2 separate regions of the Homo sapiens genome follow, and region 2 is linked to region 1. A link is a loop called in an ENCODE intact Hi-C map of the cell type or tissue named here. Cell type or tissue: heart left ventricle. All regions are shown on one strand. Links, peaks and the distances in the headings refer to the core of each region. The heading gives the core; the rest is flanking DNA. Region 1 has its middle 6.6 kb from the start of FBXO10. Region 2 overlaps FRMPD1 (FERM and PDZ domain containing 1).

Region 1 (2,927 bases), core at 172-2,671:
AGAAAAAGCATTGACAGTACTATACCGTATTTATTTAGATTCTAAGTTTAGGTTGTCTGTTTACAAGATTAGTCGTGTCTGAAATCAGAGCAACTACAGCTGCAGACCTCAATCTATAGTACATATCAAGAATTCAACTTTTTCCTTTAATGTCATGACTTTTCTCTGCTTCCTGGGAGCACTTCCAGCATCACTAGTGGCACTCTGTATAGATCCCATGGAGTTATTCAAAGTTTTGTGGTATGGTATTAAACACAAAAAATACATGAGACAGAGAGGGATCGCTTTTACTTTGATTTGCAATTTACTGGAGCGAGGAACTGCTCATGCAGAGATGAGTGTCACATGGCATTTTAAGTGGATACCTATAACACTTGAGCTCCCTGCAGTGGCAACAAGAGGTGGCTATGGACTTACTGTATTACACTATTACAAAAGATAATTTTATGCAGTTATGATTTAATACTGCATCTTTCTCTTGACCTCAAATTGTGCTATGTATGGTCTGTGTACATAAGTTTTGATAAATCTTAATTTTTTATAATAGATGTGTGCATTTTATGAGTAAGACTACAATCTACATATATTTTATGCATTCATGACATCCTTTATCTTAAATTTTTTCAATATTTCTAGACTACATATGTGTGCTTTTTTCAAATTGTTGCAAATCTCCGATTTTTCAACGCATTTTTTGAAAAAAATCTGCACGTAAGTGGACCTGTGCACTTCAAATCTGTGTTGTTCAAGGGTCAACTCTACTATTACTAATGTGACTGAGAAAAAGATGAAAAACTATTAGACACGCTTAAAGTAGATCTTTTTAGCCTTATAATGACTGTTGGACTAAAACCAGCTGTGTTTTATTTCTGAATGAAAGAAACAATTTAAGAACATATTTCATAACTCTGAAAATATTTCGTATGTTTAAAAGACAAAGTGCATAAATGATTTTGTAATGTTTTACATCTCAGTAACAAGTATATTCAACTTTTACATATGTGATTTCTATGTTTTGTGTACTTATGCTAAAGTAGGCAACTGACACCACATAGGCATATCTGTAATACTGAGCATACACAAGTAGCATGTAAGTAGCAACTGTTCACTGTCTCCTGGGTGATGTCCATAACACAGAGTAAGGAAAAGGTCTTGTGTTTTATCTCAAATTTATTATGACAAATTTCAAAAAATACGTTATTAAAGGTTGTTCTTGTGTAGTGGAATTTGGAACTGCAGTATACACAATAGCCAGCAGATGTCAGAATGGAATCTCTTAAGACTCAAGTATGAAAACACAATAAATAACAGGAGTTTCTGGAAGGACTGAGGCTTTCTTGCTCTTCTGTGCACAACACACTTCAGTCACACTGGTCTTTCTTCCTCAAATACATCTGCTTTAACACTTTTTCAAAGATGCCCCGCTCTATCTGGCCAATTCCTATTCACCCAAACCTTACTTTATGTGTCTCTTCCTAAGGGAGTCCTCCCTACTGCCTCCCAGGCTCAAAATCGAACCCATTATTTTCCCCTTGAAACTTGTTCCTTACTTCAGCGAATGGCACCGTCAACCCTGCACTTAAACCAGAAATCAGGGAGTCTTCTTTGATGCCTTTCTTTCCTCACTACACGTATCTAAATAAATGCTGAGCTGCTCATATACCCCTCTGACCTCTCCTTCAAATACAGTACCCATATTGCATCCAATATTGTTTTAAGTGGACAATTCTGAACTCCCCACCTTGATCAACATGATCTTTGCCTGACCCTCCCTTTACCTAGTCACCCTAGATAACCTGGACCTATCCCTTCAGGTTCCTTTAAATGTCATGTTTTCAGGTAAGTTCTCTCTGAGCCTCCAGCAAGGTTTTCAGGTCTTTGAGATATTTACTCACATGGCATCTTATGGCAGATTATAGACCTCAAAAAGGCAGTCCCCCTGCCCGTCCATATCCTCAACTCCTAGCACAGTGCCTGGCACATAGCAGGAACTCAGTAACGCTGATGAATGAATTTGTAATCTCAGGGCTTTGATCTATGATAAAATGAACATCTTTAAAGTAATAAAAGTGATTTGGTGACCATTTCACACTTAGCCAAATTTTACTCTTTACTTTAGAAGGTGTCCTGTAGGACAAATCCGGCCAGCCATCTTTTCTGTAAATAAAGTTTTATTGGGACACAGCCACACCCACTCATTTGCATATTGTCCCTGGCTGCTTTCATACTACCAACTGCAGTTGGCAGCTGAGAGATCGTAAGAGCCCACAAAGCCTAAAATATTTACCATTTGCCCCTAACAGAAAGCTTGCCAACCCCTGCTTTAGTGGCTTGACGACTGAGCTACATGCAGAATTTATGACATGATCAAGCTATAAAAGCAAAATAGAGTAAAAAGAATGGTGCCTGGATCTTGTAAGAGACAAGCTTAGCTCAAGCAAAGAGGGGGAAGAGAACAAGAAGTCCTGATTCCTGTACTTGTTCTTCATTCCAAATGTAGGCCCAAATTTTCCAGCCTGTGAACTGCTGAACATGTTAACTGTAATGCTAACTTACTCCACAGAAGAACTATAAAGAGCAATGATAAAGCAGTTTTTTTTTTTAATGTTGCACTGACAGCAGGAAGTACACTACCTTAACTTAGGAGCAGCATTCCTACTAAGCTGGTAACCTGTTTGTGGAGAATAAACATTTTTCACTATCCCCATTTCTTTCAACGTACCCCTTTCAAGAGTTTACCAAACTCAAATTTGCTATGGTTCTTTCTTATTTCATGTTACATATTCAAACAAACAAACTGTATATATCTCCCCAACTGTTTCTTAATGTACTATTTTAGAACTGCTTATTCCAAGTATTGAGCCCCTCTGTGGCGTTTATGGCCTGAAAGTTAAAAAGCTGGTCACAAAAACTGAACCATCACATTT
Region 2 (2,927 bases), core at 141-2,640, 120 kb after region 1:
TTCTAGATATTTCATGTTAATGGAATCATACAATATGTGGTCATTTGTGACTGGCTTTCACTTAGCCAGATTCATCCATGTTTCATTCCTTTTTATTGCCAAATATTCTGTTCTGGAATACGGTATTTTATTTATCCATGTCATTAGTTGATGGACATTCGAGTTGTTTCCACTTTTGGACATTTACAGAAAATGCTGCTATAAATATTCATGTGCAAGTTTTTGTGTAGACATTTATTTTCATTTCTCTCCGGTACATACCCAGGAGTGCAATTGCTGGATCATGTTGTACACCATGTTTAGTCTTTTAAGAAACTTCCAGACACTTAAAGGACTTTCTAGAATTTCTATTCAGTTTCATTGGTGAAAGCCACACTATGCAGTTTTGATTATTGCCTTTGTCTGAAAGGAGTGCTTACTTTTCAACTGTAACTTTTCTGAAATCTAAGTATTTCTGATAGAAATTTAGAGTTCAAATTGATACGCGCTGTAAGTGTAAAATAGACCCTGGATTTTGAAGACTTAATATGAAAGAATGCAAAATCTCTCATCAATAATTTTTTGTATTAACTACGAGTTGAAATGATACTATTTTGGATATATTGAGTTAAATAAAATATATGTTATTAAAATTTATTTCACTTATTTTTTTCCTGTTTTTATGTAGCTATTAGAAAACTTAAATTTACGTATGCGGTGTGTATATTTCATTTGGACCGCACTGCTCTAGAAGCAGTGCTAGTGTGCCTATTGAAGAAAGTAGCCCCAATTTGAAACCTGCTTCCCAGCTGTATGACTTTAAGCAAGTTAAAATCTCTCAGAGCAAGATTTAGTCTTTTCACCTATAAAACAGGAATAATAATTGTACCCACCTCAAAAGTTTGAGGGTTGAGTGAGATATATATATATATATAATGTTAAATCACTCCCTAAAATATAGTTAGTATTCATAAATGTTATTAATTATTATTGTCGTTATTGCTGTGATTACCATCAATTTGTCAAGTTGTTTTTTAATCTGGAAGAATTTTTTATTTATATTACATTAAATCTCTATTTAATTTAGAACTTTTTTTTTTTTTGATACTTAGTGTTTCCATCCAGGAACCCAGCATAACTTTAACCCAATTATTGTGTTTTCCTTTATTGCTTTAAGGAAAGTTATATTATTTTCTTTAAATAAATCCTTCTTCCCCTGAATTACATTAGTACACATCACTAGTTTTGTTACTTGAATCCTTTCTTGGCATTTTCTAGATATTTAGCATTCACTCATTAAGAATGCCTAACACCGAATGTACATTCAGCTAATCTGCTTTTAATGAATTGTTTGATCCTTTTTGTGGCTGTGTTTTGTGTTTTTATCCTGCATCTCCACTAAACTTATCTTCTGGCACTAAAAATTTTCTTTGTTCATCATTTTCTGTGTGAATGTCATCTGCTAAAAAACAAAAAAAAAATAATAAGGTGGTACTTTTCCATTCCTGTGCTCATTATTCCTCTTGTCATTTTTCCTTCCCTGATAACTATTATTAGCATTTATCCTACTACATTAAATAAAACACCAAATTGTTTGTTTGTTTGTTTTTGAGATAGTCTCGCTCTGTCACCCAGGCTGGAGAGCAGTGGCATGATCTCAGCTCACTGCAACCTCAGCCTCTTGAGTAGCTGGTACCACAGGTGTACACCACCAAGTCCTGCTATTTTTTTGTATTTTTAATAGAGACAGGGTATTGCCATGTTGCCCAGGCTGGTCTTGAGCTCTGGGACTCAAGTGATTAGCTAGCCTCAGCTTCCCTAAGTGCTGGGATTACAGGCATGAGGCACTGCACCTGTAATGTCAAATGTTGATTTTTGACTTTTAGTATAGAGTGTTATTTATTGCATTTAGAAAAACCTTTTTATAGCTCTAAATGTTTTTTACAAAATCAGGAATAGGCTGGGTGCGGTGGCTCCTGCCTGTAATCCCAGCACTTTGGGTGGCTGAGAGGCAGATCACTTGAGCTCAGAAGATTGAGACCAGCCTGGACAACATGGAGAAACCCCATCCCTACTAAAAATACAAAAAATTAACCGGGTGTGGTAGCACGAGCCTGTAGTCCCAGCTACTCAAGAGGCTGAGGCATGAGAACCGCTTGAACCAGTGAGCTGAGATCATGCCACTGCACTCTAGCCTGAGTGACAGAGTAAAACCCTCCCTCAAAATAAATAAATAAATAAATAAATAAATAAATAAATAAATAAAAGATTGAAAAAAAATCAGGAAGAGCTATGGGCTTTATTTAGTGTGAATTTTCAGTTTTCTGTTTCTTCCCTCTCATTAGGTCTCTCTGCTGCTCCAGCTCAGTATTACCTGCATGCTGGCCTAGAAGAAAGACTCCCTCTGCTTCTAGGTTGTGTGGGCTGGGTCATCTATTCATACAGATCCTAAATTTGCTCTAAGTCAGGGCCTGGGGGGGATCCTTGGTGGATAGTGTACACGAGACTTTGGACTTGTGCTTGTCACTTACATTTTGGCTCTGTGAGACAGTTTTTCATATTTCCGGATCCTTGTTGAAACTGGAGATCATTATAAATGAGAGGGAGATGATTTTCAGATAAGTGAGGGCCTATTGCATTAGGCAGGGTTCCTGAAAGTGTTTGGTAAATGGATGAGAATAAATGATAGACCTTAACCGCAGAGTCCCAAGACAGCTATTACTCCTTCACATTTCTGTTGTTCATAATGACAATAAACACCTCATCCCATCACTATTTGACCTTCCTCAGAAAGAACCACTGACTGTTAGAGGGAAAAATCATTTGCCACAGGTGAATGACAAATAACTTGTGACTCGCTTTGTGGTTTCTCTCTTTGAGAGATAGAAAATATTACTTTCCTGCTTTTAAGGAACATACATGTTTTAAAAGTTGATATAGAGGGAGTC

Evidence for each region. A loop is a pair of places that touch in the nucleus more often than their neighbours do. Peaks named below come from ENCODE experiments on the same cell type or tissue, not always from the same donor. Only the 100,000 strongest peaks of a DNase experiment are listed, where the experiment ranks them.
Region 2: it touches region 1 in a loop (3-fold over the local background); 2 of 110 quality-filtered maps call a loop at or near these places.

What each region holds. Positions count from the first base shown.
Region 1 is chr9:37,581,494-37,584,420 of GRCh38, forward strand. No RefSeq gene overlaps it. Among named protein-coding and RNA genes, the nearest start is that of FBXO10, 6.6 kb to the left of the region's middle. In heart left ventricle, for the core only: a CTCF peak has its summit at 1,249 (motif pointing right); no DNase peak of the experiment used is centred there.
Region 2 is chr9:37,703,759-37,706,685 of GRCh38, forward strand. The region is part of intron 2 of FRMPD1 (FERM and PDZ domain containing 1); the gene reads left to right. Among named protein-coding and RNA genes, the nearest start is that of TRMT10B, 49 kb to the right of the region's middle. In heart left ventricle, for the core only: no CTCF peak of the experiment used is centred there; no DNase peak of the experiment used is centred there.